Linked DNA regions of Mus musculus: region 1 is linked to region 2. Evidence: chromatin loops called from intact Hi-C (ENCODE). Cell type or tissue: left cerebral cortex. All regions are shown on one strand. Links, peaks and the distances in the headings refer to the core of each region. The heading gives the core; the rest is flanking DNA.

What was found. Peaks named below come from ENCODE experiments on the same cell type or tissue, not always from the same donor. Only the 100,000 strongest peaks of a DNase experiment are listed, where the experiment ranks them.
Region 1: a loop joins it to region 2, with 6 times the contacts of the local background. A loop is called at or near these places in 8 of 42 quality-filtered maps.

What each region holds. Positions count from the first base shown.
Region 1 is chr6:32,325,061-32,334,418 of GRCm38, reverse strand. All of the region lies in intron 3 of Plxna4 (plexin A4), which reads left to right. Among named protein-coding and RNA genes, the nearest start is that of Plxna4os1, 180 kb to the left of the region's middle. In left cerebral cortex, for the core only: a CTCF peak has its summit at 6,128 (motif pointing left); DNase peaks (open chromatin) are centred at 3,791 and 6,150.
Region 2 is chr6:31,656,335-31,665,692 of GRCm38, reverse strand. The region is part of intron 1 of Gm13846 (a long non-coding RNA gene); the gene reads right to left. It overlaps Gm13848 (predicted gene 13848), which reads left to right. Exons shown (of 3, transcript NR_152155.1): 2 at 1,539-1,859; 3 at 1,956-3,473. Among named protein-coding and RNA genes, the nearest start is that of Gm13848, 5.1 kb to the left of the region's middle. In left cerebral cortex, for the core only: a CTCF peak has its summit at 4,751 (motif pointing left); DNase peaks (open chromatin) are centred at 4,752 and 6,801; H3K27ac peaks cover 296 bases.

The DNA.
Region 1 (9,358 bases), core at 1,842-6,841, 670 kb before region 2:
AATTAAACATATTAATGATGCTGTACTACAAGCTCAAAATTTGTTAGGTAATTGTAGATTATTAACAGCCAACATGACTTATCATCATCTATCACTGGGGGAAAATGGACTAAGACCCTGATTACATGGCATGTACACCCTGACAGAATAAATACAAACAAAAATGGCTGTTAGCAGGAAAGGCAGACCCGTTAGGGCATTTTATGAAGGATTCAAAGCAGGCAGCGTTTCCCATGTGGTTCTTTCTCTCCCTCCATCCTTCCTCACTCCCATTCTGCTTTCTCCTCTGCTCCCCTTTCCCTTCTTCTTTTCCCATCCATTATCCTCACTTTCTTCTTGGAGCTTAGCATCCCAGTAGAGGATTTGCTACGAATATCCTTGTCTAATGTTCTCCAGTAACTTTGTAGATAATACAAGTGTCTGTAGACTCTTGTTATCCATTGTCTTGCTGTCTCTAGTTACCTTAGAGTTGCTCACTGTGGTCCAGGTCCTCACTGGTCCTCTGGTGGATGTTGCGATTAATTGTACCTGAATTTATTTGTGTTTTGTGTGGAATCACTATGTGCTTGGAGGAGCCACAATGAGAGGGGGCTCATCCTATCTTAGAGGGTAGGGTTTATTTCCTGTAGCTGCCAAGATACGGAAGAGTAATGACCACAATAATGATGGTGATGGTGGAGTTGAAGTCTTCCTGCCTTGACAACCTTGTAGATTTCGTCAAGGGGTTTTCAATCTTGGGTTGAGTCCTTTTCCAGAACCACTTAATCATGGTCACCACTCTGCGTTAGCAGAGTCTTCTTCAACCATGGCCCATGAGATCCTCCCAGAGGACTGCCTGGCACAACGACACCCTGTACCATAGAGTTCTTGGGAGGCAGGAGGACAATAGACTTGCACTGGAGAGTATCTGCTATAATGGCTAGAATAAATCCCCTCATCTTTCCATGTGTGGGATAGTTTTATGCTAACTTGACACAAATTAGAAGTCATTCTGAAGAAGCTTCTATAAACAAAACAAAACAAAACAAAAATGCCTCCATACGAGTGTAGCCAAACCTGTGGGGCATTTTCTTAATTAGTAACTGGTGGAGGAGGGCCCAGCCCATTGTGGGTGTTATCATCCCAGAGCTGGTGGTCCTGGGTTCTGTAAGAAAGCAGGCTGATCAAGCCATGAAGAGTAAGCCAGGAAAGAATACTTCTCCTCCTTCCAGGTTCCTGTCCCATTTGAGTTCTTGTTCTGATTTCTTTCAGTGATGGATAGTGATGAGGAAATGTAAGCCAATGAAATCCTTTCCTCCAAGTTGCTTCCGGCCCTGGTGTCTCATGGCCACAAAAGTAACCCTAATGAAGATAAGAGCGGAATGAGATTTGGCTATTGAAAACATGCTATGAATTCTAGAACCCCTTCAGATAAATTCAAAAATAATTTTGAAGGTTAAATGGTTTTGTATATTAGTTTATGAATTGTATTGATGGATATGAGGAGGGCCAGGTCAACTGTTGGGTTGGGAGTTGGTGGTTTAGGCTCCTTCTGTTCCCTCCAATGGACAAGTCCTCAGGTCACTGTCAGGATTGGAGGAGCTAATGCAAGGACACTTTAGATCATAGTCAGACCAGATGGATCAAGCGGTAGGTGTTTTACTCCTCATCAATACACCCACATCCTTATGCTGTGAGATCTTTAATCTCTGTAAAGAGCTAAGTAAATGCTCATTTTGCCTACCGTCCAATCATATCCCCCCTGCTAACACTGATAAGTTTGGATAAATACCAAGGGGCACAGTAATAAGAAAGAAAGGGACATGTGGATGATGGGAAGCAGAGAGAAGATAAGCGTGTGATGTTGTTTTCTGTGGAATGAACCCATGTGATTAGCCAACTTGACCTTCCCTTGGGGTCCCAGGAGCATACCAGTCCTAAGGAAGTTAACTAAAGAATATCTTAACAGCTACAGTGCTAACTCAGGACTCTCCCATTTTTCTTGGCTTTGTGTTCCCAGCAGTTATCTGGCCTCTGATTCCATGAATCGTGTATCAGCCCTAAGCAGTATGCAGGCACAGGTGATTTACAGCCATGTTGTCGGGTAGGAGAGAAGAAAGAGTAGACAAGATGAAGTCACAGGGACCACAGCTCAGTGGCCATCTGAGTTATGAGTCTCTGCTTCCATCCATATCTTCCCTCCCTGGATTCCCGTTATGCCACCATAGTGTCCCATCGGCACCAGAGAATACATTGATATAAATGGGCCCCACCTCCAACCTGCTATTTCTCATCCTAAGGTCTTTCTGCTTGCATTTTCCGAAGACAGCTCAGAGCAATGGGGGGGGGGGTGACTATGCTGCTCATTCTGAATGACCCTGCACGTTGCAGAAAACGGAGTCTTGGGATTTTGTGGCATCCGTTTCCTCCTAAGCATCCCTTCTTATTCCAGAGTGACCCAATGACTTCTTAAGTCCATAATACAGAATAGGCCACAGTTATTTAAAAATACATATGCCAGCTGAGGCATTTAGGAAGTAAAGGCAAAGAGCTTCCTGAAGCAGGGGTGCCGGAGAGACTCTGCTTCTTTGGGGCCCTGTGTGCTTTGGGGGTTGAAATGGCATTAGTGTCACTCAGAGGGAGCTGTGGTCAGGACACCCAACTGCTCTTCCTTTAGTTTTTAAAAATGATTTTTAAGTGTGTGTGTGTGTCTGTCTGTCTGTCTGTCTGTCTGTCTGCCCATCTGTCTTGTTGGGGAGGGTGTGGGTATGTTCATATAAGTGCAGGTACCCTCTGAGGCCAGAGGCACCAGCTCTCTCTGAGGCAAGAGTTGCTGGCAGTTGTGAGCTGTCCACCTGGGTGCTAGGAATCAAACTTTGATGCAGAGCAGTACTGATCTTAACCACTGAGCTGTCTCTCCAATTCCCCCTGCCCCTCCCTTCTGCCTTCTTGCTGTGTGGTACACACATCTCTTGCATCCTGATGTGGGCTTAAGGGAAATAATGCAGGCAGCCCTTTTAGGGAAGCTAAACTCAAGCAAGCCCTTGTCTGTCTGGCTTATAGATTCTATGCAAATTGGGTCTCAGACCAAAGTGCCTGCCTGTGAAGATGTCTAGCTTCCTCACACAGTCTCTTTGAAACCCCTTCCCCTCTGTGTTCATTTTGATTGAACAATGATTCTACTATGGTGATTCCTGGTTTCTGCTTGAGATCTAGAAGACGGAAACATGTGATTATCCAACTTGACCTTCCCTTGGGGTCCCAGGAACACACCAGTCCTAAGGAAGTTAACTAAAGAATATCTTAACAGCTCAGCGCTAACTCAGGACTCTCCCATTTTTCTTGGCTTTGTGACTGGATTCAAATTTGCCAAGAGCCTCTATTTGCTGCTACCTTCTTCTGAGGCATGGAACCCTGTACTATTAATATCCCCCACCCTTTCTCCTTCCACAGCTTCCCTTCTTGCTCATGTTTAGGCTGGGCAGTGTTCCCAGGGACTTGGGGCTGTCCTAGGGGTCTCCCCATCCCCGTACACACGTGTGCCCATACACACACATACACTTACACTCTTAGTACATGCATTGTATCTCTCGGCAGAAGACTTTTGTGACCCTCCTCACCTCCCCACCGAAATAGCTTTTATTTCTCGAGCATTTGCCAGGCTCTAACACCTGTCCTCCCAAACGCCCTGCTTGTCCATCTCCCTGCCTGCCTGCATCTCTATGTGCAAACAGGCACATACCAGCATCTAAGATGGCTGGGAGGAAACTGCCTTTCCAGGGGATCAGAAACACAAGCAGATGCCAGGAATGGCCCGTCATCTCTTATTCATAGTGGTTGTTCATCCCCTGAATCAGGCAATGTGTACAGAGACTGTCACCACTGGCATAAAGCACATCCAAGAGGTTGCCACTGGCAGCTCCCTGGGAATTAGACCATGGTTTTAAAAAACAAAACAAAACCCAACAACAACAAACGCTTGCTTAGAACTCAGACACGCTAGGATAACTGTAGATCTTACGTTCACACACACACACCCTGGGCTTGACATTCTTGCCTTCAGCAGCTTGGCAGATAGGGGAAAAAAATAACGGTTTGTTTTGCGTGTGAGCAGAGTTAACTTAGCCAACCCCTGGCAAGCTTTTCTCTCTGTCAAGAGAGCTGGAGGGAGGTGAGGACAGGCAAGTATGTATGAGGGCAGCCAGGTAAGGAGAGACAGAGGCTGGCTGTGATCATGGGAGGAGTGGATGGCTAACATTCTCCAGCTGCTCACAGGAGGCCATGAAAGGGCCTCCGGGAGAGGTGTGCCTGCCACAGAGCACAGAAGGATGGGGGAGATCTTTGGCAATAAGTGATGTGTGGTTGCTGGCTATTGCTGGGGACACTCTCATGTCTTCTGTGACTGGAACCATCACTTCAAGTATAATAAAGCATCAAGGATTATCCAGTGCAGGATGCTAACTGGTTTAGGTTCCCTGAGCTTCTGACTGAGTCCACAGAGTTTCCATGTCTGTCAAGTTCCCAGAGGTCACTGGAAAATGGCCAGGCCAGCACTCAGAAGCTCTAGCAGGGGATCCTGAAGCTTCTTGCTTTAAATTCTTCTAGGGTATCCCGAGGGATGTATATGAATGTGGTTTTCATACTGTATCCACCAAAAGAAACACTTGGACCCTCTTAGAAGTGGAGGGCGGGGAAGTTACTGAGACTCCATCTCAGCACCCCTCTCACCAGACAGAAGGGAAGAAGTGAAAGACGTGCTCCTTTGGTTTCTAGTCCTCTATGGGTTGAACTGCAGTCCCCTAAAAGAAAAGGTGAATTCCTAACTTCTGGTGTTCATGTACGATGGCTGATTTGGATATAAGCTCTTTATGGGTGGAATCAAGCTAGGATGGAATCTGACAGGCTCGCAGCATCTGCAGAAGCCAAAGGAAGCAGACATTAAGGCGGATGACATGGGGAAGAAGGGACATTGCCACCAGCCAAGGAACAGCAGGGCTTAGGAGTAGTCACAAGAAGTAGGAAGGGGAGGACTCTAGTGGCCTTTTTAGAGATGTGACCTCTCGGGAACCATGACTTGAGACTTCAGAATTTGAGTATTTTGAGAAAAGCCTTTCTGAGTCTGGAACCATCTGTTTTAGTGTAGTCAGAGTAAACTGGTATACACGGTCTCGGGGGCCTCTCTGTGTTGTGCTCTTTTGTTTGGGTGACTCTTTTGTTTGGGTCTCATGCTATGCTGTCTTTGAAGGGAGATGCTCTGGTTCTATATCTGTCAGCGCAGCTCTGGGTCACGCATCTGTGGAACCTTTTTACCAGGACAGTTGACTCCGTTGGGGCCAGGAATGCAGGAGCATGAGGGGGGCACAGGAGCAAGGTTGGAGTGACAGGGTCTCCTCTTGGTAGTGTGAGAAAACCTTCTTAGAGGACAGGTAGTCCTCTTAAGTCCTGTGGAGAAGCACAGGAATCTCATAGCCCTGGGAGTGCGCCAGAGGAAAGTGCTAGGTGATTAAGATTTGGAGTTGAAGCCCTGCCCCCCCCGCCCCCCCCCGGGGGGCATGAAGGAGTGTGGGTACAGGTAGCTGAAAGAAGCAGGCTGAAGGGTTAGGAATGACAAGACCTGAAAACTGCCCTAGGTGGCTCTGTATATTACAGGCTTCTTTCTTATTAGTGTTTCCCTGGACTCAGCATGCCAGCTGACCACCAGGAGTGCTTATTTGAAGTTCAAGTTCCCAGGTCCCTATAGCTCTGATGAGTGATAATCCAAAAGGAAGGGACCCCTCTGGAAGCTGCCCTGTCATAAACTCCACAGGCAGAGTGTTGTTGTCCAGTCAGTGTAAAAACCGCACTGCAGATGCTTCTCAGTCGTGGAAAACAAAAATAGAAATAAAACAGACAAACACATGCCAGCAACATCACCACCAACAAAAAGTCTCCCTTTCTAGATAAACCTAGGGAAGACAGAAAGGAGTAGATCAAGAAATACAGAGATCTCAAAAGCGTTTTGGCTAGCTCTCCTTTAAATCGTCTTGCTCAGGACCTCTGCTCCATAGGACACCTTGGGGCAGGGGGAGCTTACTGGACAGGTCTTCCCTCCCTCGTCCTGACCCTGGTGCCATCGGACTGGAATCAGCGGCCTGTTGCAGCTCTGCCACCTACTGGCTGCAGGAGGAGATGCAAGATTCAGCGGGGATGCCACAGGGGTTTAAAGAGCAGCTTCAGAAAACCACAAATGAACAGGCACGTGGGTGTACGCATGCATGCACACATTCGTAGCCATTTATATACTAAACATGCACATCTACACACCTCCCTAGCCAGGCCCCTCCCCCCAGTCTTGTGCAGCCTGCAGCAGCAGCTGGGGTTATCTGTTATAGTGAGCACAGATGTATTAGATTTCTGTCTTAAGAGACAGATGAGATGGGAGAGAGAAGAGAGAGGGAAAGCCAAGTTCATGATGATGACTAGATGCTTTAAAAGGTTCCTTCCTCCTTCCTATTTTCTGGGATGGGGAGACCAAGAAGCAAAGGTGTTAGTGGGAGCTGTGGAGCTCCTCCCTCTGTGAGATAGGAGGAGAGTGGGTCTAGAACCTTGACTCCCAGCCCCAGGGAGAGGAGCACTGATCTTCCTTCCATCGAGCCCCCAATAGCCAAAACAACAGAGCACAGAATAATTAGACATCTCTCCCCCTGAAGCTCTGGATTTGGAGCACTATTGCTTTTTATCCCCCTCCCACCCCCCGCGTGCCTTAGTTCCCCTGTAGTGAGTAGGGTTACCAAAGGGTCAAGCTCACTGTGACCCCCTCGGGTGCTCTGAATTCTGGGCAGGCATGTTGGCCTGTTTGATTAGAACGGCTGCCAGTTCCCCAGGGGCTATTCTGCCCTCCCCGCCTACCTGCCTTCCTTGCACACACCTGCAAGCCCACTTGTTGTATGTAGATGAACTTCTGACATTGCCCTGCCTCTGTCTATGACCTCATGTCACAACCAATCAGGATTGAGTTTCATTGACCGAGTTACCCCAGTCTGGAGGGAAAACAGATCACAGTCTTTCCCAGGAGTCAGATTCTCCTACTCTGAGAGATTGCTTGCTGGCATGCAAACTCAGCTGCCTGGCTCCTACCCCTCCCCACGCCCTGCCTGCTCTCTCTGGCTCTTCACTCCCCGACTTTGGCTTTCTTCCCTATCCCCTTTTGAAGCAGCTTGGATGATTGGTTGCAACCTGAGCCAGCTAAGGAAAGGGACCAACTAGGAGGGTCTCCGAAGCTGGTGTTCAGACAATGTGGCACTATCCTTTGCTTGTGGGGCCCCACTGTGTTCTCACCACTCTCATCTTGGCCACTGTGGCTCAGCAAGAGTTATCGAGTGAGTATTGGATACCACAGAATGTAAGCAATCAGGAAAGACTTGGTATATCCAAACTTGCTTAATTCACACAAAGACCAGTAAAGCCAACCCAATTCAATTCCATTCAACCCGACTTAATTCAACCTAATCTAACCCAACCTAACTTAGTCTACTCCAGTCCAATTGAAGCCAGTTCAGTCTCTTCCAGTACAGTACATTTAACCCAATGCAGCCTAATTAAATATAACACGACACAATAGTATATACCTAGGTCTGAGAAATGGTAAGATTTATAGCACCTCATTTGTTCATGCAAATTTTTCATTGATCCAAAGGGGGAGGCGGAGGACTAAAGAGTGGGTTTTCTGTGATAAGTCTCTAATGCTTTACTTGTGAACCTGTTGAAAGGAAAATGAATGTCCAGGCCACATGGTAATGGCAGTAGGCTTAGTGCACGAGACCTGGCGGCGAGCTGCAGTGGTAACAGGGGTTTGTACAGTCATTTCACATCCAGTTTTTTGTCACGCATCTGCTAGAAGGCTGGTACCTAAGGACTCTTTATAAAGCTGGCTCACCCCAAGGCTCTAAGGGCCACCTATGTGCTCTACATGAAAACCCTCTTCAAAGTTGGAGGTGTGAAACCACTGTTGAGTAAATGCTCTAGAGAGAAGTTTTAAATCTGTGTTTTAAAATCTTACTAGATTGTGAGAGTTCAGGGCCTCTACTCCCCACCACCATTCCATCAGGGGAGAGGGAAATTAAAATAAGAAACCTACCATTTTCCAGAAGCCTAAATTGATTAATTCAGTTTCTGTTGAGAACGGGAAGGTACTCCGAGCTTCAGGTAGACAGCTTGCTGCAAAGACATGTGTTATCACCCCAATGCAAACATGGAAACGTGACTGGGAGACCTGAGAGAGTGCAGTTGAGACTACGGAGAGTCCCAGCTCTGATTGTCTCACTTAGAGAACTTTGACCTGACAATGGTATGAATGTGGCCAGGGTTCAGGAGACATCACGCCTTGGACTTTGATCTGTGGCATTTCTTGGGTCAGATGGCCGTAGGCTGGTCCTCTCCTGTGATGCTTGGCCGGGTGCAGCCCTCATGCTTGAAGTCACATTATCACAACAGGAATAAAGCACGACTGCCGTGTGTTCTGTTACTAACCTGGTGTGCTAGGCTGTGCACTCCCTGCTTTTCTTGCTATAACAAGATGCCTCATAAAAGCATCTTAAAAATGGGGGGGAAGAACTACCCCTTTACCTTCATGGTGCTATGGCTCATTTTAATGTACAAATGCTCACTGTTCACCTACTATACCAGCATGAACCAAACTGGAAAACAAATGGGAAACTGTTTTCCAAATCCCCTCCCTGAAAATGAATTATTTTAGAAAAGGAGACTAGGAAGGTGACCAGCTAAATTCCCTTTAGATCTTCCTGTCTCTGATCAGGATTTGACACAGTAGGTGCTCAGCTGATGTAAACCAGGCAAAAAGAGACCCCCAAAGCCCATTCCTAATGGACCAAAATAGGATTTCACACTGTCGATGCTTACTGTTCGGTAAAGGAATGAATAGACTACATAAAGGACCCTCCCAGAGCCCATTCACAGTGGAGCAGTATAAGAGTCCTTCTGGTCCTGTCCCTCAAACCCCAGGCACAGAAATGCCACTGCATTTCCAGCCCTCTCCAGTGCTCATCGTGGGTGCCAATGGAAAAGTTAGGGAGGGGAGAGCCATGGAGGAAGTACACAGACTCCAGATGCACGCATAGGAGAGGGGCGAATCGGATAATCTTCAAGCCCCTGATGCTTTTATTTATATACACTCTGCACAAAAAGTGATGGCAGCCCATTGGAGATTGAGGAAATATTCACATACATAGAAATCCAGGAGGAGGCTATGTGACATGACACAACTTTGTCGTGTTTGGCTGAGGAGGAAGCTACTCCATCATGACTTTCTCGGGTCCACTCTGAGGGATGAGAAATCAAGAAGGCCAGTTAAAAGGTCAAACTGTGGACCAAGAGGGAGGGT
Region 2 (9,358 bases), core at 2,551-7,550:
TATCCCGAGGCCTGGTGCGTGTCTCAGATCTGAGTAAACATTATGTTCAGTCCTTGCCGCTTAGGGAGGGGAATCCTGGGAAGACTGTGCTATCCACCTTTGAGGAGCTGTTGAGACTTGCAAAGCTCAGGACAGGGCTAGCTATAATTTCTGATGGCAAAGAACAATACGATCAAACACACACACACACACACACACACACACACACACACACACACCCTTTAAGGCTCCTTAAAAGCTTCTTTAAGCCAAAGAGGAGAAGCCTAACCTTCATCAGTTGTTAGTCCCCATAACCCTGGACCAAGCCCTCTTGGGTCAGCATACACCCTCCTGGAGCATCATCCTGCACGGGCCCCAGGTGCTAAATTAGAAGAACAGTCACCAGGACCTGATGCTGTAGTAAGTTTAATTCAGTAGCTCCTGTAGTCACACCTTGGGCACAGAGAAGTCCACAGGTGGAGTTTGAGGAGGGCATAAGATAAGGCTTCTAGGATCTGGGGCCAGGGGCTGGAGCTGGAAGCAGACTTTGAGTGGAGTAGGAAGGCCAAGAAGAGACACTGGTAGGGAAGCCGATGGTCCTGCTGGTGTGTCCCGCTTGGGCCTTCCCTCAAGGCCTGCCTCTTGTCACCATCTGCTCTCAGAAGTAAATTGTAGAGGACCCAGGCAGATGGCTCCCTTTGGGCTCAACTGAGCCTCATCTGTGGCCACTGTCTCTAGAGCGGGTCTCAGTGGGACACCAGCTGCCCCATGGGCAGCATTGAGAGCCTCCCCATCACTTAGTGCTCTCCAGAACAGTTTCCCTTCATCCTCTACTCCTGAAGCAAATCGGTGCCTATGCCTAGGCCTGACTGCTGGCATGGTGCTGCCACACCGGGCTCTTGGGCAATCCATTGCAAGGTGCACAGGTCATTAAGACATTCTCGATCTGCCTGGTGAACACCACACACACTGCTCAATGAGGTGGCTTTCCTGCCCCATCCCAGCGCTATGACCTGCAAGCATAGGCAGGAGACTGAGATGTGAGGTGCCACTGCCCCCTGCTGGTACTCTCGAGAATCGTCTAAGCTAGTCCCAAAGAGAAAATGGACCAGGCTAGAAGGGCACTGTCCCCTTCCTCCGTTCACCTTTCAATGGGGAATAGATACACAGGCTTGGTGGCTTCACCTGAAACCATGGGACTGACTGTCCCTAAGAGAGATGACATCTCACAAAAACAAGGAGACAGGCAGCAGAGGAGATTCAAGGGGGAGAAAGAGGGGTCCTACTTTACCAGAAGAAAGAATATGACACTCTCCACGTCTGCACCATGCTACACAGGGCACAGTGTATTCACAGTCACTGGCATCACACCTTGCAAAAAGAGCCCTGAAGGCAGGGCAGGGTGGGGTGGGACAGGGTGGGGCCTTTCCATTGCACAACTGAAAATGGAAGATCAAAGATTGTCCCCTTCACCCACACCTCCCCCCAGAAAACATTACATAGCCAGACTCTGAAGGAGTCCTAGGGCTTTGACACATGTTACTTTGTGTTTCTAACAGGCCCTAGAACACCTACAATACAAGACCTGGTCCTTGTCCGGTCTTCCTGGACCCCACTTGTCACCTGGTGAAGGGATCCTGTGGTCTGAAAGAGGCTATGTTCGATGCTGACCTGTGACTCTGTAGAAGATGGGAAATTGTGTTGCAGAGACCTGAGAAAGCAACAGTCTCTCAGAGAAGGGAGGTCCCTCCCAGCGTAGCTGCAAATCAGGCCCAAGGTTCCTCAGGACAGACCCTGCTGCAAGGCTGGAGCTCCAGTCACTGCTGTGTCACGTGCACTCCTGTGGATTCCCCACATGTGACCAACAGAAGAGGACAGAGGTATTTTGATGAAATGTGGCTGCTGCCCCAAGCCCACCATAACCTAGATCACCTCTTTCACTAAAAAACTCACCCTCTTCCGTTTCTTTCTCTCAGAGGCAGATTCTGTCCTGGACAGCTTCTTCAGCCTTCCATGCCATTTGATGTGGTCTGATTTTCTCCTGCACTGCTTTAGCTACAACGGGTCTTCTTCCTCTAGAGTCCCTCCCTAGACTGTGGCAAGACTAAACCAATCGAACAGACCCATCTCTCCTCCCTGTGTCTGAGTCAGCCACGTGCAATAACAAAATGCATCCTCTTTCCTGGACCATTGTGGGTCCGCATCCCACCCCGTGGCAGGGCACGGCCGCTTGGGAAGAGAAACGCAGGGAGCTTGACTACGCTTATCCCACCCACGCTGCTGCCTGGTAGGTGCTGGGCTTCAGGGAAGCACAGAGACACCGCTCTGGGGGTGGGAAAACAGTCCGAGATGTGAGCAAGCCGAAGCTGGTGTTCCCTAACTTCTGAGCATCTAGTCGCTGCTAGAGAACCACACAGAGGAGTCGGGAACAAGGTGTCAGGGGTCCACGGGCCACAGCAAGGCTAAAACCACTGGGGGCTGACAGGCTGAGAATGGCATGTCGACCAGGCCTGGGGCTGGGCGCTCCAGCTTTGCTCATTGGCGAAGGTAGCAGCAGTTGTCTGAGGGCCCAGAGGGCCCTCCTATGGGAGACTTAGGCTGTGTGGCTCTGTAGGCGAAGACCTGCTCCGTGCTCCCCATGACGGTGGTAGATGAAAGAGACAGTCCTAGGTTCCAAACTATTTATTGATTGTTCATCCTGGAAAATATTCATATCTTCTTCTCAGGGTGGATGAACCCGAGATTAAATACCATTTGCAGGGAGGAATGTCTGGGAAGGGGAGCTTATTGGCTAAACTCTCAGTGCCTCTAGGTACTTCTTTAGCATGGAGAACTCTGTTCTAGGTGAACGTCACCACAGGTCACATTTCCTTATGTGGGAAGTGTGGCAGGTCTTCCAGACCAGGTATCTAGCAGGGAGCAGGGAGGCACCTTCTATCTCAGGTGTGAGTTTCCGGGGTCTCAACCCGCTCTACCCACCAAGCTTCCTGGCATGGTTTACTGTCCCACAGATCATGGAAGAGGAGACAAGTGTCTGACTTGTTCTTCCTCTGGATTGCTTCTTAATGCCCAGAGAGGAAAATATTTATACAGATCTGTATAAATGTGCTGCCACCTGAATCCATGATAGTGTCCGTGGTCCATGCCAAGGGCCATGCTGATGCCCATAGGCTGTGCTACCACTGGAGACCATGTTGGTGTCTATGCCCCATGCTGCCACTAAAGGCCATGTTGATACCTGTGACCTGTGCTGCCGCAGAGGACCACGATGGCGTCTGTAATTTGTGCTACAGCTGAGGTCTGTGCTGATGTCCGTGGGTCTGTGTGTCCCCAGAAAGTATGTGGGGATCCATGACCCATGTCCCGACTGTGAAGGACAAGGAAGCCTCTTCTGCAGTGGGCGTGATGACTGCAGACTCACAGCTGAGACTGAGAGACATAGATGTCCTCTGTGACAACCTCTCCCACCCCAACCCTCACGCCTACCCCCTCCCAAAAAAGAAACACTCTAGACAGGAAGCCATTGAAAAGAACTCTTAGAATTCTGATGGAGATGCTGAAGTATAACTCTTCACAGCTGATGGCTTTTGATGGGGGTGGGGGTGGGGAAACAGTTTTCTTTCAGAGGTTGGCCACTGGGAGTTTGACCATGCTCTAGTGAGTATGTGGGCAATACACAATGTCCTTGGTTTTCCTCTTCCTCCTCTTCCTCTTCCTCTTCCACCTCCTCCTCTTCCTCCTCCTCATCTTCCTCATCATCTTCCTCCTCTTCCTCCTCCTTTTCTTCCTCCTCTTCCTCCTCTTCCTCCCCTTCCTCTTCCTCCTCCTCCTCTTCTTCTTCCTCCTCTTCCTCCTCCTCCTCCTCCTCTTCCTCCTCCTCCTCTTGTTCTCTTCTTTTTTCTGGGATAAGGTCACAAGAGTTGAGGGCTGGATCTGGGAGGCCTAGTGAGATTGGGGTACAGTATATGAAATTCTCAAGTAATCAATAAAAAATGTGATGTTACAAAAAAAAGACTGTGTGATCTCACGGCCTCTCCCATCTCCCTTCATTACTCACAAGGACTCCCTTCCCTCCATGATTCAAACCAGTGCTCAGGCTCAAGGGACAGAGAGAGGGCGAGCCCCCACCACTGCCATTGCTGAACTCTGCTGCCTTCACTCTCAAGAGAATGTTGGTGCGCTGACATCATCCCTGATGATGGACCTTAGTTAAGAGCTGGTCTTTAATATTCATATCAAGGATGATGAACCCTAGGGTCAACGTGTTGTGCAGCTGCCCTGGCTTCAGTCTGATTCTGAGACTGTCCTGCCTACAACTGAACAAAGGCAGGCCCCTCAGCCAGGCCCATGAGCAGTGGTGATCCGTCTCCAGGGTCCTCAGAGCAGAAGGTGTGGCCCTGACACCTCCAGTGATGCTCTCACGGGCCAGTGTCCTCTCAGATAAAATTGGAGTTAACCCCCCATTTTGAACAATGAATCAGAGAAGTGGAGAACTGACATGATCCAAATGAGATCTTTCCTGTGTCAGCCGGGTGGGGTGGAGGGGTGGGTACCTTATAGTGTCACCCCACCAGGGCAAGCACGCCCACAAGTTATGCTCTGTTCCATGTGGCTTTAGATGCTGGGAAACGTTTGCCTACTCTTTCTCGGTGAGAATGATTATAGGCAGGCCTAATTCTTCAGTCTAACGCTCTCCCCATGCAGACCTAATTCTGATCTGCAACCACTGTCCTTTAGGTCTCATATGTGGGGCTTTCTCGCCCTCTGGTGGAGAGACTTTAGCACTGCAACTATGTCCCTGCTTAACCCTAACGGAGATACCGACCTAGTTCTTTCAGTCTCTGAGGCTTTTCCCACAGGATCCCACCTTCAGGGCTAGGAGATGGTGGCAGGGGGACCTGCTCTGCCCATTTCGTCCCTGCTCCCCTCACTTTCTGCAGACCAGGCCACCGCTTTTCTGACACTACCATTTACAGACTGCCAGACTTAGTATCCAGCTACTACATGTGACTAGTCCTCTGCCTCACACACTAACAGACCCTCCGCCTGCGCCATGACCCTTCTCAAGCCTCCCTAAGCCAATCTCCCTACTGGGGTGATCTCTTTCCTTCCTTTCTGGGCCTGACTCAGCCAGCTTCGATCTGCAGAGCACTTCTCCTCTAACTGGGTATGGTAAGCAGTCATTCCATTAGGGAAGACATGACACCAGAGGAAGCTGTTTGCTGAACCCGAATCATTGGGTGACCATGGCCTAGGGGATCTAGCAAGAGGCTTCTTTGGGGAGTGGCAAGACTTATGGGCCAACCGTGAGCTGGTTTTCCCAGAAGAGGGGAGGGAAGGCTGTCTGTGGCTACTGTCTTTACCTACTTTATTTCTCACCTTCACCCCAACCTTAAGGATAAACCAGGATCCTTTTGCCAGGTGACACTGTCTCAATGAAACAATGTAGCCAGTCTTGGTTCTAACAGCCAAAGGACTACTGTGGACTCCTCTCCCCCACCCCCATCCCCACCCCCAGGACCTTCTACCATACTATATTCTGTCCCTTTTCTCACAAAGCATGGAGCAAGAGAGCAGAGGAGGTGGCGGGAGGCACCACTGGCGTGAAGAAAGAGTGTATGCAGATGGACTGAGATGCAGCCATGGAGGGGCGTGGCTAACCCTCTCAGAGGACAATCCTGGGGTAATTGACCACATGACAGACAGTAGCCCTTCTGACCTTCTAAGGTAATTGGAACCCTTGACTTTTTTCTTAGTTTTTATCACCCTAATAAAAACCTACATCTCCCGTTGGTATGGATTGAAGCCATCCCCTTCACATATTGAGGTATTTGGGGATACGGTGAAAGCTCAGTCAGTAAAGTGCTTGTCAGGTACTCATGAGGACCTTAATTGCACACCGGGCATACCATGTAAAAAGCTGGGCACGGCAGCCGTGGGTCTGTAATCTCAGCACCAGGGAGGCAAAGCCAAGAGGATCTCAGGGACTCACTGGTCAGTCTAGCTCCAAATTCAGCAAGGAACACGGTCTCAAAAAATTAAGGTGGAGAGGCTGAAGAGGTGACTCGGTGGTTAAGAGCCCTGGCTGCTCTTGTAGAAGACCCACGTTTGAGTCTCAGCACCCACCCAGCAGCTCACAAGCATCTATAAGTCCAGATTCTGAGGATTCGCTGCTAACTTCTGACCTCTGAGGACACCATATGTGGTATCCATACATATATGTGCAGGTAAAACATTTTGTACATAGGCTAAAAATAAATACAAAAAAAAAGTAATTGCATCACCAAGACCATTTATGCCTGCCTCCAGCCTTTCTTTACCCAAACCTCATCAGCAACCCTGCACTAACCACCCTTATGAGCTGAACTCCTAGCGTCTATTAGGGATTGGGTGAGGCAGTCTCTCTCTCTCTCTCTCTCTCTCTCTCTCTCTCTCTCTCTCTCTCTCTCACACACACACACACACACACACACACACACACACACACACACACACAAAACCCACCCCAATTCCCTGGAAAAGGGATAGGTCTCTGTCCTCTGCACGGTGCCTGGCACAATAATGGGTACCCCACAAATGTCAGTATGCAGGATACCCCTTCATTTCTCTTTCTAAAAACACCTTGTGGTCCCCCTGAGTCACAGCTCTAGGGTGAAACAAAGCCAGCCTAGGGCGAGGAGCCTCCCGGGAGTGACTGCCACTCTCTGTGGGCACACGCCCATTCAGAGCTCCAATTATCAGGAGGTAACAGGTTTCTGCAATCTTACTCCCCATTTGGCCAGGGAAAAAAACAAACCATGAAGCAAGCGAGCTCTCTCAAGGATGCTTAGCTGGAAATGTTCTGCACCTCAGAATTTAAGGCTCCATTTCAGAAATGATTCAGCCTTAGATGAAAGAAGACAAATGCCCCTATTTTTATCCAGAGAAAGTTATGAAACACTACTCACATCAAATCTCCATATACCTTTTCCTCCTAATGCAGCAAAATGATACCCTTATCATCGTTCAATCAGAGGCTTGCTAAGTCGGCGCGGGGAGACGAGACTGCGACAACAATCATCGATGCTTCCGGCAGCCCCTCGCGCCCGATCCGATGCACAGCACCGCCATTATCAACACATGAAAGGCTTCCTCAATTTCACTCTTGATCATCATCAGCCACAACAGATATTTATTGACTGGCTGTTGTGTGCAGGAAATGTGGCCAGGTGCTGAGGAAGAAAAACTGGGCGAGAAAATTCTCCAAGGATTTTTGAAAAGGGGAAGAGAGGTACCAATAAGCAAGCGATCTGCCTCCAAAGTGTCCTGGGTGTAGAAAGAAGACAAACGCAGTAGCTTTGATAAAGGAGGATGGTCCGGACTGACAACGTATACTTTCAGGTTGCTCCTCATGTGATTTTTGCCAAATGCAAGAAAATGATACCAGCCTAGTTTCTCAACTAAATGCTGAGTGGCTGTGGGGAGGAAACCCTGCCCAGAATATATCTGTCTCTTCAAATTTTTTCTTTGTTTTGTTTTAATAAACAGTTTCATGCAGCCTAGGTTAGCATTGAACTTGCTGTAGAGTCATTGATGAATGTATTGGTACATGCGCATGGGTGTGGAGGCCAGAAGTTAGTCTTGAATGGTATTCCTCGGGTACCATTCATCTTGGTTTGGAAAGGTTTATTTAAAACAAACAAACAAACAAACAAAACAGGATCTTAGGACTCCCATTGCTGTGATAAAACACCATGACCAAAAGCAACTTGGGAAGGAAAGGATTTATTTCATCGTGTACTTCCAGGTAACAGTCCATCACTGAAGGAAGTCAGGACAGGAATTCAAACAGGGTAGGGAAATGGAGGCAGGAACTGAAGCAGAGGCCATGGAGGTGTGCTGCTTACTGGCTTGCTCCTCCTGACTTGCTCACTTGATTTTCTTCTATATCCCAGGATTCCCCCCAGCCCAGGACCCCCACACACAATGGGCTGGGCCCTCCCATGTCAATCATCAATCAAGAAAACGCCCTTCACAGACTTACCTACAGAAAACTCCTTTGGTGGTGCTTTCTCCATTAAAATTCCTTCTTCCCAGATAACCCTTCCTTATGTCAAATTGACGCAAAAATTAAGAAGGGGCATGGGAGTGCATCCCTTTAATCCCAGCACTTGGGAGACAAAGGCAGATGGATCTCTGTGAGTTCAAAGCTCTGTAGCTCTAAACAAACAAGCAAACAACCCACCCGCCCACCCCACCCCCAAAATACCAAACTAGTCAGCAGTCTCTTGTGTGGTTAGGTCAGTGAGCCCTAGGAATCAGAAATCAGCTTAACTCTTCCTCTTCCACAATAGGACTTCAAGGGCACACTATCACACCCTGATTTTAGATGTAGGTTCTCAGGGTGGAAAGCAGGTCTTGCATGCAGGATGCACAGTTTACCAACTGAGCTATTGCAAACCTAGCCAAGGATGGACCTCCACTTCTGGGTGCTGAAGTTACAGATGGATACCACCATGTGCCTCCCAGCATATCATGAGTCTGGCCTGGCGCTGCTGTGGTGATTGACACTCACCTGAGGTGGGTCATGTGCTGAGAGCTTGGTCACCAGCCTGTGACTTTATTAGGAGGTAAAGGGACCTGGGGCCTTGTAGGAAGAAGTTTGGTTGTGGGTTCCTACTCTTGAAAGACATATTGGAACTTGAGCTTCTAGTGAGCCTGCACCCCCTCTTCTCCTTAGCCATGAAGTAACCATCTTTACTGCATCACTTGCTCCCCAACGTGATGTTTTTATTCACCACAGCTCAAAATAATGGAGCCAGCCAGGTAAGGGCTGAAGCCTGTAGAAGTGTGAGCCTTGTGAACCTTTTTTTTTCTCAAAAGTGAATAGCCTTGGGTACTTCCTCACTACAACTAAAAGTCAACTAGAAGTTGACCTACACACCTGTCAATACAAATGGGCAAAAATTTCCAACAGTCTTGGTATCCATTTGGTCCTGAAATCATAGTGACTGGTGTGTGTGTTTGGGGGGGGAGTGTTCACTCGTTTATTCATTTGTTTGTTTTCTCAGAGAGAGTTTCAACTGTGCAGCTCTGGCTAGCCTGGAACTCCCTATGTAGACCAGGCTGGCTTCAAACTCACATTGATCTGCCTGCATCTGTCTCCCACGTGCTGGGAGAAGAGGCGTGTGCCACCATGGCCAGCTTTAGCCTGCGCTTTAAAGTCAAGCTCTGAAAAGCGTTCCTTAGGGCTGTCACACAAAGAGGGAAACCAAAAACAACAGTGTCAGAAAGAAGAAAAATAACTCTAAGCACAAAAGTCTCTGCGTGCCTTTTTAAAAAGATGTTCACTGTGTATACACATGAGTTTCTGTGTGGGGGTTAACGCAGGTGAAGCCCA